3 separate regions of the Homo sapiens genome follow, and regions 2 and 3 are each linked to region 1. A link is a contact called in ENCODE Hi-C or POLR2A ChIA-PET data. All regions are on one chromosome and are shown on one strand. The core of a region is the stretch at or near the end of the contact, and the rest is flanking DNA. Distances in the headings are between cores, read along the strand shown. Region 1 holds the start of ETV5 (ETS variant transcription factor 5). Region 2 overlaps IGF2BP2 (insulin like growth factor 2 mRNA binding protein 2). Region 3 overlaps IGF2BP2 (insulin like growth factor 2 mRNA binding protein 2).

Evidence for each region. A loop is a pair of places that touch in the nucleus more often than their neighbours do. ChIA-PET counts read pairs that join two places held with the same protein, here RNA polymerase II (POLR2A). Pooled maps may share reads with other maps.
Region 2: a map of ascending aorta shows a loop between it and region 1 (11-fold over the local background). The contact joins the enhancer-like site here to the promoter of ETV5 in region 1. A Hi-C loop is called at or near these places in 3 of 168 maps with a recorded cell type or tissue (ascending aorta, chondrocyte and mammary epithelial cell), 1 of 37 single-sample maps with no recorded cell type and 7 of 50 pooled maps. POLR2A ChIA-PET finds 5 or more read pairs at or near these places in 1 of 52 experiments (A549).
Region 3: a map of endothelial cell of umbilical vein shows a loop between it and region 1 (4-fold over the local background). The contact joins the enhancer-like site here to the promoter of ETV5 in region 1. A Hi-C loop is called at or near these places in 2 of 168 maps with a recorded cell type or tissue (IMR-90 and endothelial cell of umbilical vein) and 2 of 50 pooled maps.

The regions. Positions count from the first base shown.
Region 1 is chr3:186,107,465-186,111,035 of GRCh38, reverse strand. It overlaps ETV5 (ETS variant transcription factor 5), which reads left to right and starts at 1,947. Exons shown (of 13, transcript NM_004454.3): 1 at 1,947-2,096. RefSeq lists silencers at 1,635-2,264, 2,295-2,394 and enhancers at 1,428-2,406, 3,165-3,224.
Region 2 is chr3:185,654,898-185,658,468 of GRCh38, reverse strand. It overlaps IGF2BP2 (insulin like growth factor 2 mRNA binding protein 2), which reads left to right. Exons shown (of 16, transcript NM_006548.6): 11 at 60-128; 12 at 1,067-1,183. Among named protein-coding and RNA genes, the nearest start is that of IGF2BP2-AS1, 57 kb to the left of the region's middle. Within about 2 kb of position 1,788, at least 11 of the 41 ENCODE cell types and tissues checked have a DNase peak (open chromatin) inside an H3K27ac peak, as active enhancers do; they include ascending aorta, where a contact is called at or near this core.
Region 3 is chr3:185,727,706-185,731,276 of GRCh38, reverse strand. The region is part of intron 2 of IGF2BP2 (insulin like growth factor 2 mRNA binding protein 2); the gene reads left to right. It overlaps IGF2BP2-AS1 (IGF2BP2 antisense RNA 1), which reads right to left. Exons shown (of 8, transcript NR_126326.1): 6 at 2,692-2,818; 7 at 2,407-2,590; 8 at 1,490-1,604. Among named protein-coding and RNA genes, the nearest start is that of IGF2BP2-AS1, 16 kb to the right of the region's middle. RefSeq lists enhancers at 1,823-2,674, 2,675-3,526. Within about 2 kb of position 1,761, at least 6 of the 41 ENCODE cell types and tissues checked have a DNase peak (open chromatin) inside an H3K27ac peak, as active enhancers do; they include endothelial cell of umbilical vein, where a contact is called at or near this core.

The DNA of each region.
Region 1 (3,571 bases), core at 698-3,197:
CTTAAGGGAAGAGGAGTAAGAAAGCTCCTTTGGAAAAATGAGTTTAGAGAGCAGGATGTCATGGGATGGGATGGGGAGGAGCGGGAGTGGGGGTAGACAAAATTGGGGAGGAGGAGGATCTGGGAGCTTACCTGGGCCCTTCATCTAGCTAGGGAGATAGAGCTCTCAGGAATGTCAGCAATAAGCTCAGAGCACAACTGTACTAGTGTAAGATCTCCAGCCACCAAACAGAAACGGTACCACCTGGAGAAAGAAAAAGGGCACTAAGGGAAAACTGGAGTCGGAAGCAAAATGTTCTACCAGGAAACTAGATCTCAAGGAACTGCTTGTTACATGTTCAGAGTACTTTCCATCCATCAACTCATGCCCATTTCAGTCTTCCAAAGTCAACAGCTCCAGCGTGCCTGGTCAGTGCTGAGCCCAGGACTCAACACGGGTGCTGCAGGTTGCTTAGGGGCACGCCAACATTTCAAGGGCTATAAACGACAGACCAAGTGTCCGCTCTGTTTAAGAGACACAAGTGGAGATAGGAAAGAACCTTTGACTTAAGTGTGGGGGTGGCAGGGGCAGGAACTGCCCCAGAGTTGGCCACCGTGGGACCCCCATTGCTAGGGGCTCTCTCCTGTCACTTAGCATCTTTCCTCCCCACCGCTGGCACGCGGCGTGAATGGCAGGGCACTCCAGCAGGACGAGAACAGAGCTCCGTCACAGGCCCCCAGCATCCCCGGAGAGAAGATAGAGCCGCCCCACGGCCTTCACAGGAGGGGGTAAGGGGGCGGAGAGGGGAGAGGATTGTTTGTTTATTTGTTTCCTGGAACACCCTGTTAAGAATCTCAGCAATTGCAGTTAGTGCCCTATCGTTTGGCAAGCAGAGCCGCTTCTCGTCGTTCCCAGCTGCACGGGATCTAATTCGCAAATACACCATCTTGCATTCAATACTTAAATGGAAAACAAGCAGCCCGGGGAGGGAGGCAAAAAGTCTGAGTCTGCATGCCCGTTTCGGAGGGATTTAGGTTTCCAGGTCGGTGGACTGGCTGCTGCTGTCCCCGGAGAGGATTTCTTTGAGCCCGAACCCTGTCTCACCTCGACTACAGAACCCACTCTGGCGGAGGTTACGAGCCGCAGTTAAAGAGAAAACGGGATTTGGTTGGGTCTTAGGCCTTGCCAGTACAAAATAGTAACAAAAATCTGTTTGAGAGCTGAGATTTTAAAAGGAGATGCTGCTTATTCTTCCCACTGGAAACCTGGTTAAAAGAAATTAAGGCCTCTCTTAAAGGTAACTAAGATTAGAGGGCTCGGTTTCCGTTTTCTGTGTTTCTGTGGGCTAAACGCCCAGGTCGGTCAGCGAGTTTGTGTGGAATGACGAATTCCTCTCCCCTGAATTCTAAAATGATAACTTTGCTTGGTGCTGCAGCTGCGAACGTCTGGCGCCAAGAGACCCAATTCTGGTCGGGGCTTTGCTGGATGGAGAAGTGGGGGTGAGTGGGTAAGGGGGAAGAGTCGTGCCTCGGTGAAAAGTCGGGAGAGCGGCGAGAAGGGAAGTAACGGCGGCTCCTCCTGGCCTCGGCCCCTTTAAGTGCTTCACTGACTCAGCTAAGCTTCCCCCTCAGGTCGCGTTTTTTATGAATGAAAAACGTCCTTACATTCATTATATAAACAAGCCTGTGCTGATTGGCCAATGGCCCCCGGTGCATAAATTATGTAAAACAGACCCCTGAGGGGGTGGAGAGAGATGCACCGCTGGCCAATGGGGGCCGGAGTTGATGGGGCGGCTTGGTTGGATTTGCCCGCAGACAGGGTAAACAAGAGGTGATGGACAGCCGCGGGAACGGCCTCTGGCCAATGGGAACAAGGCTGGGCTAGGGCCGCGGGCCAATGGCGGCGGGCGGAGCAGCGAGCCGCGGGGGGCCGGGCCAGCGCTCCAGCCTGGTTGGCAGCTGCGGCGCAGAGTCCAGCCGCTGGTGCGCGGAGCGGTTCACCGTCTTCGGAGCGGTTCGGCCCAGCCTTTCGCCCAGGCGCCCAGGCCCGCTGCGCGCGTGCGTGAGCGCGCCTGCGCCGCCGGGGCCGCTGCAAGGGGAGGAGAGAGGCCGCCTCAGGTGAGGGGGCTTTGCGGGGGCAGGGGGGAGATCGGAAGGGGCGTCCGGCCACTGGTCCGACAGGCCCAGCCGGCTAGAGTTCACGGGCTGATTCAGAATCTTCAAAGTCGGGGTGCAGTAGCTGGGGTGACCCCCCCCGGGTTGACCGCCCCCTCCCCCCGCGGCCCGGTCCGGTTTGGTTCCTGGGAGGCGTCGGGCGGGTGCGGCTAACGGTTCCGGAGCGCGGGGAGAGCGGCTTTCCACACGTCGTGGGGGAGGCGCCCCGGAGCGCGAGTGCGGGGGCTCCCGAGTGGATGGGGGATCGCGGAGTTGCGAGGCTTTCACAGTCTCTGGAGATTCGAGAGCCCCGAGGGGACTTGGAGGCTCGCGAGAAGAGACGCTTGGCGGAGCTCCGCAGTTGGGAGGAGGGGGCGGGAAGCAGTTTGAGGGGAATGTCTGAGAGGCGCTGCCCCCCAGAGCACCGGGAGGGGGTAAATGACACAGGCAAGTGCAGCCTGCGGGGGCGGGGGTCGACCAGGAACTTACGCAGGCCTTGCAAGTTTCAGGTGGTGGAAAGTGGACATCCAGTCGCCCTGCTCCCACCCAGCAGGCTGAGGGCGTCCGGCTGTGCGGCGACTCGAGAAAATCGGGGCGCACCGGAACAGCGGCCTGGGGATGGTGGGGATAACACGGGTGTGGAGGGGACAGCACCGAAAGATGCTGCAGCCTCGCAGCGGATTAGGGTTCCGGCCGCATTTTCAGAGGGTGGAGAAAACTCGGGGGGGAACCGAACTCCTGGTCGACGAGGGGGTGCCAGGGAGAGATGTTGGGGGTGGGGGGATTGGAAGCGGTTGGTAGCGCCGGGCGCCGCACCTCGTTTTTATGAATGTGGGTGACTTTATGAATGAAGCGGGTTTCTTTCGTTGGCTCGCTGCTCCCTGCGGCTTTTTTTTTTTTCTTCCCTTTTTGTGAATGAAGCATTGAGCTTTCTTCCTAAAACGCTGGGGTGAGGGGCCTGCGTCGGAGGCTGGGCGTGCGTTGGAAATGGGGGCGGGGGCGCAGCTGAAGGAGTTTTCATGAATGGGGAAGGCTGAGAATTGGGTGGAAGTGTGTCTTGTTTTGTGAATGGGGCCCAGCGCTAGAGATCCAGTTACAGCCTCTACCTGATGTGGCGGCCGCGGCTCGCTCTCCCATTCATAAAACCGGGCCCGCTGCGCGCCACAGGGGAGGGGCCTGGATCGCGCCGCTGCGCTGTGCTAAAGTTTTCCTGGGGGCGCCCGGGGCGCGGGTGGTGGGGGGGCAAAGGAAGTGGTTTAAACTCCTGGATGAACTCGAGCCTTTCCTTCAGGCTTTTAAAAAAATTATACTTGGAATACAATTTTTCTAACCCTGGAATGCCTCTTTTCCGTTCGTTTATGGCAGTTTATTTCTTTTAATTTTTTAGAATTTTTTTTGCTCTTCCGGGTGAAGTATTTCATCATGAGACTGAAAAATAT
Region 2 (3,571 bases), core at 539-3,038, 450 kb after region 1:
TGAGGCCAGTGACAGTCCCTGAGAGCACCCGCCCACTGACTCTTTCTCTCATGCTGCAGACCCACTCCGGATACTTCTCCAGCCTGTACCCCCATCACCAGTTTGGCCCGTTCCCGCATCATCACTCTGTAAGTGCCCCCTCAGTTCAGCCGCACCTGCCACTTCTCCTGGGGCTAGGCCCACTTGGCCCTTGGTGGCCAGTGAATGTTCACAATGCAGATCTTGTCTCCTGTGGTTCTGGTTTGTCCTGGGAGTGACACACCTCAAAGCCTGAGCACGCCAAACTCCCCAGCACCCGAGTGCTCTTGAGGTTCTGCAGAGGCCTAGGCCGTTGCTGTTGCACCTGTGGATGCTCGCACACCTCACAGGTCGCAGGAACTGCTGCAGATGGGCAAGCAGAAGGCCAGATGAGCACGTGCTGTTGGCACTGAATAGCAGAGTTTCCAAAGATCTTTGAACAAAGTCTAGCAAATGAGAATGTCATTTGCACAGACCCCACTTGCAAGGACCCCTGGCAGCCTTGCCCAAGAGCCTCTGCCTTTTGTCACAGGGTCCCAGGAGGGATGGTTCACCCCATCTTCCTGGAGCCAGTCACCGTGCAGCTGGGTCAGGTCAAGTTTAGTTGTGAAAATGCTTCTCCGGATACCAGATGTGTTGGGCAGCTTTCCATTCCCTCTAACAGAATGCCTTGGGGCCGTCTTCAGGCCAGGTATGTTTAATAGCTGTTTTCATTTCTTGGGTGAAGACACAGGAGAGATACAGATCACATTTGTATAAGACAGAAAACCTGCGATCAGACAGCTTTTGGAATCCAACAAATTGAGAAGCTCAAGAGGAGGATGCCCTTGATTATCACTAGCGCTGCCTGTGCTCAGGTCCCTTCCTCAGGCTTCACACCTGCAGAGCCGCAGGCCGCAGAAGGATCCTGTGCACCATTTTGGCCATTTCCTTGGGTGGCGGGGCCTTCCCACCATGGGGTTCATGGTAAGGTGCTTGGTACCTGTTGAGTGCCTGGAGGAGAAAGCCTGGTTGGAATGATGTCTTCTTTCTTGTCTCGCCCTCCCAGTATCCAGAGCAGGAGATTGTGAATCTCTTCATCCCAACCCAGGCTGTGGGCGCCATCATCGGGAAGAAGGGGGCACACATCAAACAGCTGGCGAGATTCGCCGGAGCCTCTATCAAGGTGAGGCTGCTCCTGACGGCCCTGTGGCCCTTCTACCACCTCCTCTCATCCCACGGCCCTTGTTCCCTCTCAGTCCCAGGCAGCGCCACACCATGCAGAGACAGAGTCCCACAGAGATCTAGAACATTTGCCCCATGACTATTCCCGTCCGCTCTCATCTTTCCTTTTCTTATTCCTTTACTGTTCAGCTAACCACTGAATTAGAAAAAAATAGTAGCAGACAACCCAACCCAGTCCTTTTTGTTTTATCATTGTTGTCCTCAAGAAGATAAAGAAAGGTTGAGGATTTTCCCAAGCTAAGGGAAGGGACTGCGGTGAAGTGATAACTTAGCAGGTACCAGTATGCGGTGCTTTAATGAGTCTCCACTTCACAGGCCCTGAACTACCAGAAAATAATGTGGATAAAAAACTCTTTGAAAAGCAATGATAAAATCATAAACAAAAGCTGAGGGTCTAACCCGATATGCAACCCAGCCTGAGCATAGCAACTCAGGAAGGACGGTCCTTGACTTATGGAAAGGCTGCGAATGCAGACGTGGCTGCAGCTCCAGGCCCACATCCTGCCTCCTTGAGCACAGTGTGGAGAATCATCAGAGAAGCTGAAAGGGGAGGATTATTTGCCCCTGGTCCTGCTCCAAGACCAGCTATCAGCTCTGACTCACGGGCAGAATGCTGAGCACGTCCCAAGCCTCATGAAACATTTTCGGAAACAGAGTTTTTGTTGTTACGCAAAATAATTTGCTACCATGGGACAACCCAGAATTCCAAATGAGAAGTCTCATGACTTGGAGAGAAAGAATGCTTACACTTTCTCCCCAGGAAGAGCTGGAATTTCTCCCACAGCAAGTGTGCTAGAGGAAAAACAAAAACAAAATATTCTGAGTAGTACAGAACAAGGGTTGCACTGAGACCATCAGAGAATTTCACTTTGGTGAATCATTTTCCCTCTCAGACCTCATTTATCTTATCTGCAGAGTGGACAGACAGGATGAGAGCCCTGAGGTGTGGGGGCCCTTGTGCCCAGCAGTCCTGCTGCAGGTGAGACCCCGGCCTAGGCACTGATAGGCAGGTGCTGGCCTGACCCCTGAGGGTGGGCTGAGTAAAGTGTGGAAGACCCCCTGGCTGGCTGCAGCCCTTGGGCCTTGCCCAGCTTTCAGTCCTGCAGTCTGAGATGCCGGCAGGAGAAAGGACCGTTTCAACTAAAAGGGGCTTGAGGGACCATCTCATCCAATCCCCGTCTTGTTCAGCAGAGAAAAGTGAGGCTCAGAGAGTGCCGGGACATGGGCAAGGCACACATGTGGCAGGGCTGCCTCTGAGATGGAAATTCTGCTGACTTCTGGGATATCCAGCACCTCCTGGGGCTCACCACTACAGCGCCTCTTCATTTACTATTGCCCATGAGGAGCTGGGGCCTAGGGAGTTTTCACTGGCTTGTCCAAGGCCACAAAGCTGAAGAATGAGAGAGCCAAGATTTGCCCAGGTTATCCTGTTTCTGGTCTAGTGTGTTTTTCCACCATATCAACCTAACTGTGATGCCAGAATCATTCCCAGCAGGGCCTTTAGGAAAAGAAGAGATCAGTCGCATGGGCTGCATCCCACAGTCCCAGGTCCCAGCAAGGTCGAATGGTGACGTGTCACTGTGCTCCTGGCCTCTGTGATGGGCAAAGACAGCAGTGCTGCGTCAGGAGGACAGAATGGACTCTACAGCTTAGGAAGGTCCAGACAATGTTTTTTATGCTGGGCCAACAATCTTTTCCAGCAACCTTCTACTTCCCCAGCCCCTGCCTCGCTCCATAGCATAAACCAGGGAGGCCAAATATTTGTGAAGGAAATTTCCAAATTTTTAAAATCAGTCAGCCGGGCGTGGTGACTTATACCTGTAATCCCAGCACTTTGGGAGGCTGAGGCAGGTGGATCACCTGAGGTCAGGAGTTGGAGACCAGCCTGGGCAATAGGGTGAAACCCCATCTCTACAAAAATATAAAAATTAGCCATGCATGATGGCGGGTGCCTGTAATCCCAGCTACTTGGGAGGCTGAGGCAGGAGAATCACTTGAACCTGGGAGGCGGAGGTTGCAGTGAGCCGAGATCACGCCATTGCACTCCAGCCTTGGTGACAGGGCAAGACTCTGTCTCAAAAAAATAAAAGTAAAAAAATCAATCTGGTTTTTGCTAGATTCCCTTTGTCTCAACAGGTCCCTGAAAACATCTGTCTCTAAAGCAAGATGGATGATCTCACTAACTCCAGAGATTCTCCCACCCCTAGTTTCTACTTTGCCAGTCTTTGGGGGCCACAATGAGGGGCACATTTGATGCTGCTGGGCAGGGAGAGAGCCTCACACTCATCCATGGGAGGAGAGCGCCCAGAGGAGGTGGGCTGAGCTAAGA
Region 3 (3,571 bases), core at 512-3,011, 380 kb after region 1:
AGACTCCATCTCAAAAAAAAAAAAAAAAAAGAAAGTGATGCAGCTACACAGCCTGCTCTTTGTCTTCTCTCCTTCTAGGTTCCATTCTGTACAGCAGTGATTTTCAAATTTTGGTCTCTGTATCCCTTTATACTCTTAAAAATTACTGAGGAATCCAAAGAGCTTTTGATATTTACCACATCTGGAGTTAAAACCGAGGAAGTTTTAAAGTATTTATTCATTCATTTTTTTAAAAAATTACATTTTAATGTAAACATCAGTTTATTTAAAATAACTATATTTTCTGAATACTAAACATTACTAACCATCAGAGAAATGTGAATTAAAACCACATTGAGGTATTATCTTATACCAGTCAGAATGGCTATTATTAAAAACTCAAAAAAAACAACAGATGTTGGGGTGGATGCAGAGAAAAAGGAATCCTTATACCCTGTTAGTGTAAGTGTAAATTAGTACAACCTCTATGGAAAACAGTACGGAGATTTCTTGAAGAACTAAAAATAGAACTACCATCATCTCACTCCTGGGCATCTACCCAAAGGGAACCATTGTATAAAAAAGACACCTGGGCTGGTGTCTTGGGAAGCCAAGGTGGGCAGATCACCTGAGGTCGGGAGCTCGAGACGAGCCTGACCAACATGGAGAAACCCGGTCTCTACTAAAAATACAAAATTAGCCGGGCGTGGTGGCGCATGCTTGTAATCCCAGCTACTCAGGAGGCTGAGGTATGAGAACTGTTTGAACCCTGGAGGTGGAGGTTGTGGTGAGCCGAGACTGTGCCATTGCACTCCAGCCTGGGAAACAAGAGTCAAACTCCGTCTCAAAAAAAAAAAAAAAAAAAAAAAGACACCTGCGCTTGTATGTTTATCATCGTACCGTTCACCATAGCAAAGTCGTGGAATCAACCTGGGTGCCCATCAACTGATGATTGGATAAAGAAAAGGTGGTATAAATATACCACGGAATACTATGCAGCCATACAAAGGAATGAAATTATTTCTCTTGCAGCACCATTTGTATTTCACATTATCTTATGTGAAATAACTCAAATACTGCATGTTCTCACTCATAGTGGGAGCTAAGCAGTGGCTACACATAGACATAAAGATGAAAATAGCAGACACTGGGAACACAAAGGGGAAAGGGTGGGAGTGGGGTGAGGGCTAAAAATTAACTATTGTGTACAGTGTTCACTATTTGAGTGATGGGTTCAGTAGAAACCCAAACTTCATTATGCAGTATATCCACGTAACAAACCTGCACACATACCCCTGGAGACATGAAAACCAAAACAATATTTTTTCTAAAGTCTAAAAATCTTAGCGAGAATGGATACATTGTTTTACCTTTTTGTTTTTACAAATCTCTCTGATGCCTTGCTTAAGAGAAGATACATATATTCGCATGTCTGCCTCTGCACTCAATCTGATGCAATACATTATTTTGGTTGAAAAATATGAAGGAAATCTGGGTTCATCCAGATATGTAATTGGCAAAGAGTATTTTAATAGCCTTTTCAGATAATTATGGATATTCTTCTTTGATACTACAACAAAATTTGACAAGCAGTAGTTTCTTAAAGGTTAGTTGCCATGTAGTATCTGAAAGCATATGAACGTTAATATTCTGTTACATTAAAATTTTTTACTAATGCAGGGTTTTGTAGCATTATACATTAGTCATTTGGAAAATATTGAGTCACTGGGTTATTCAGATCTTCCGGATGTTGATGTTGCACCATACAATACCAAAAAATTACATTCATCACTATCATGACGAGTATTGGGAAGCTGCAAGCTCATAATAGTAAATAAAAGTATTCCAAAATTCTAGTTCTTAAGAGGTCAAATTTTATCATTGGCAACAAATACTGTGAGTTGTTTTATTTGCAGTGACAGGCGGACTTTATTCATTTCAAGAAAAATGTGTGAGAGCTACCCAGATCTGAATGGTCATCACTGTCTGTCTGTTCTGTCAAGTACAAATGACATACCCAGGAAGAAAGTGGCCATTTCAGCTCCCAATTCAAATGATCACACAGTTGCCTTTCCTGAGACATCTTACTTCAGGATGCAGCAATAGTGTTTTCTGCATACTTTCCATTTTGTCACACCAAATATTTTAAAAGATCTGCATTCCAGGGTCAAAATTTTTGTGGAAAAAAAAAAAGCAGTAATCTTTACTGCTTTGTCAAGGACAGTTTTAAGTGAAGCTGGCTTTCCCTCCTCCACTAAGAGTACACAACAGTGAGCGTACGACTTGGTGCAGTGTGGAGCCACTGCCTTCATGCAGCCTCAGGCACTGGCAGTTTTACCCGCCATTGCTTTTGCACCATGAGTGAAAATACTAACACGATAAACAAGGCAAATAACATCTTGGTATGATTAGGAAAATGGGTTTTACCTAATAACCCCTGAAAGGGTCTTGAGGATTCCAAGGGTGTGCAGGTCACGCTTTGAGAACTCGTGGCGTAGTGGTTAAGAGCATGACTCGGGGTTTTGATTGCCTGCGTTTGAATCCTGCTCCTGCTGCTTATGAGCTGTGAGCCTTTGGGAGGTTATTGGACCTTTTCGTGACTGTGTACTCTCTGTAAAATGGATGTCATAATAGTACCTACCTCACTAAGCAAATCTGTTCAATAGTTAAACCATAAATATTAATTAGTATTTTGAAAATTATAAGACTCACCTAGTTTTTTGATTTTGTGATTGGCTGGTTGATGGGCTGGGGAAATGGCCAAAGCCCTGCTTGCCTTGAAGCTGTCTCCTCTGTCAGTCTTCCAGGATGAATGAGACGTCCACCATTGTCATTTTACCTTTATGGTGGTAAAGTACATGTTAACTGAGTTAAAAAACAAAAACACAAAAAGCCCATATCCTAGAAGGGTAACATGTGAGTGAGCGACTTAACAGGGATTGGTGAATCTGGTTAACCTACCAACTCTTGCCACCCGAGTCAAGGCGCTGATGGGCTGGAGGAGCGGAGAGCGCCTGATGAAGGGAGCAAGGGGAAGGGGCCCAGGAGCAGCAAGGGTCTGGCGCCGTGGGAAAGCTGGAAGGCAGTGTGAGAGTGTGGATCAGAGGGCGCTCTAGGGTGGGGTAAAGCGGGCAGCAGTAACTTTGCCTCTCATAGGCTGGGGTTGGTCCTGGTCAATTCTTTATTTTGTGTGAATCGCAAACATAGTTCAGGTATACGTAACGGAAGTGCCCCTCCCTATGCATTCTCCAGCTGTAGGGTACAGTCATCTCCGGGGCATTATAGTAAATCTCATTAGTTCAGACCTGATTAATGTTGAACTCACGACTGTTGAGATGTAGGTAGTGCAGTATACAGAAAAGAACAAGAGCTCTGGAATGAGGCATGTCAGGGCTGGAATCCTGGCTCCATCATAGACTAGCTGCATGGCCTTGGGTAAAAGATTTATCCTTTCTAAGTCTCTGTTTAGTCTGTGTAAAATGGGCTGCCAGTATCTCATGAGGGGATTCTAAATATTGAGAGGGCATATGATAGACATTCAGTAAATGCCTCTTGCCTTCCCTGTGCCAACTTTGTTTATCCTCCACTCCAT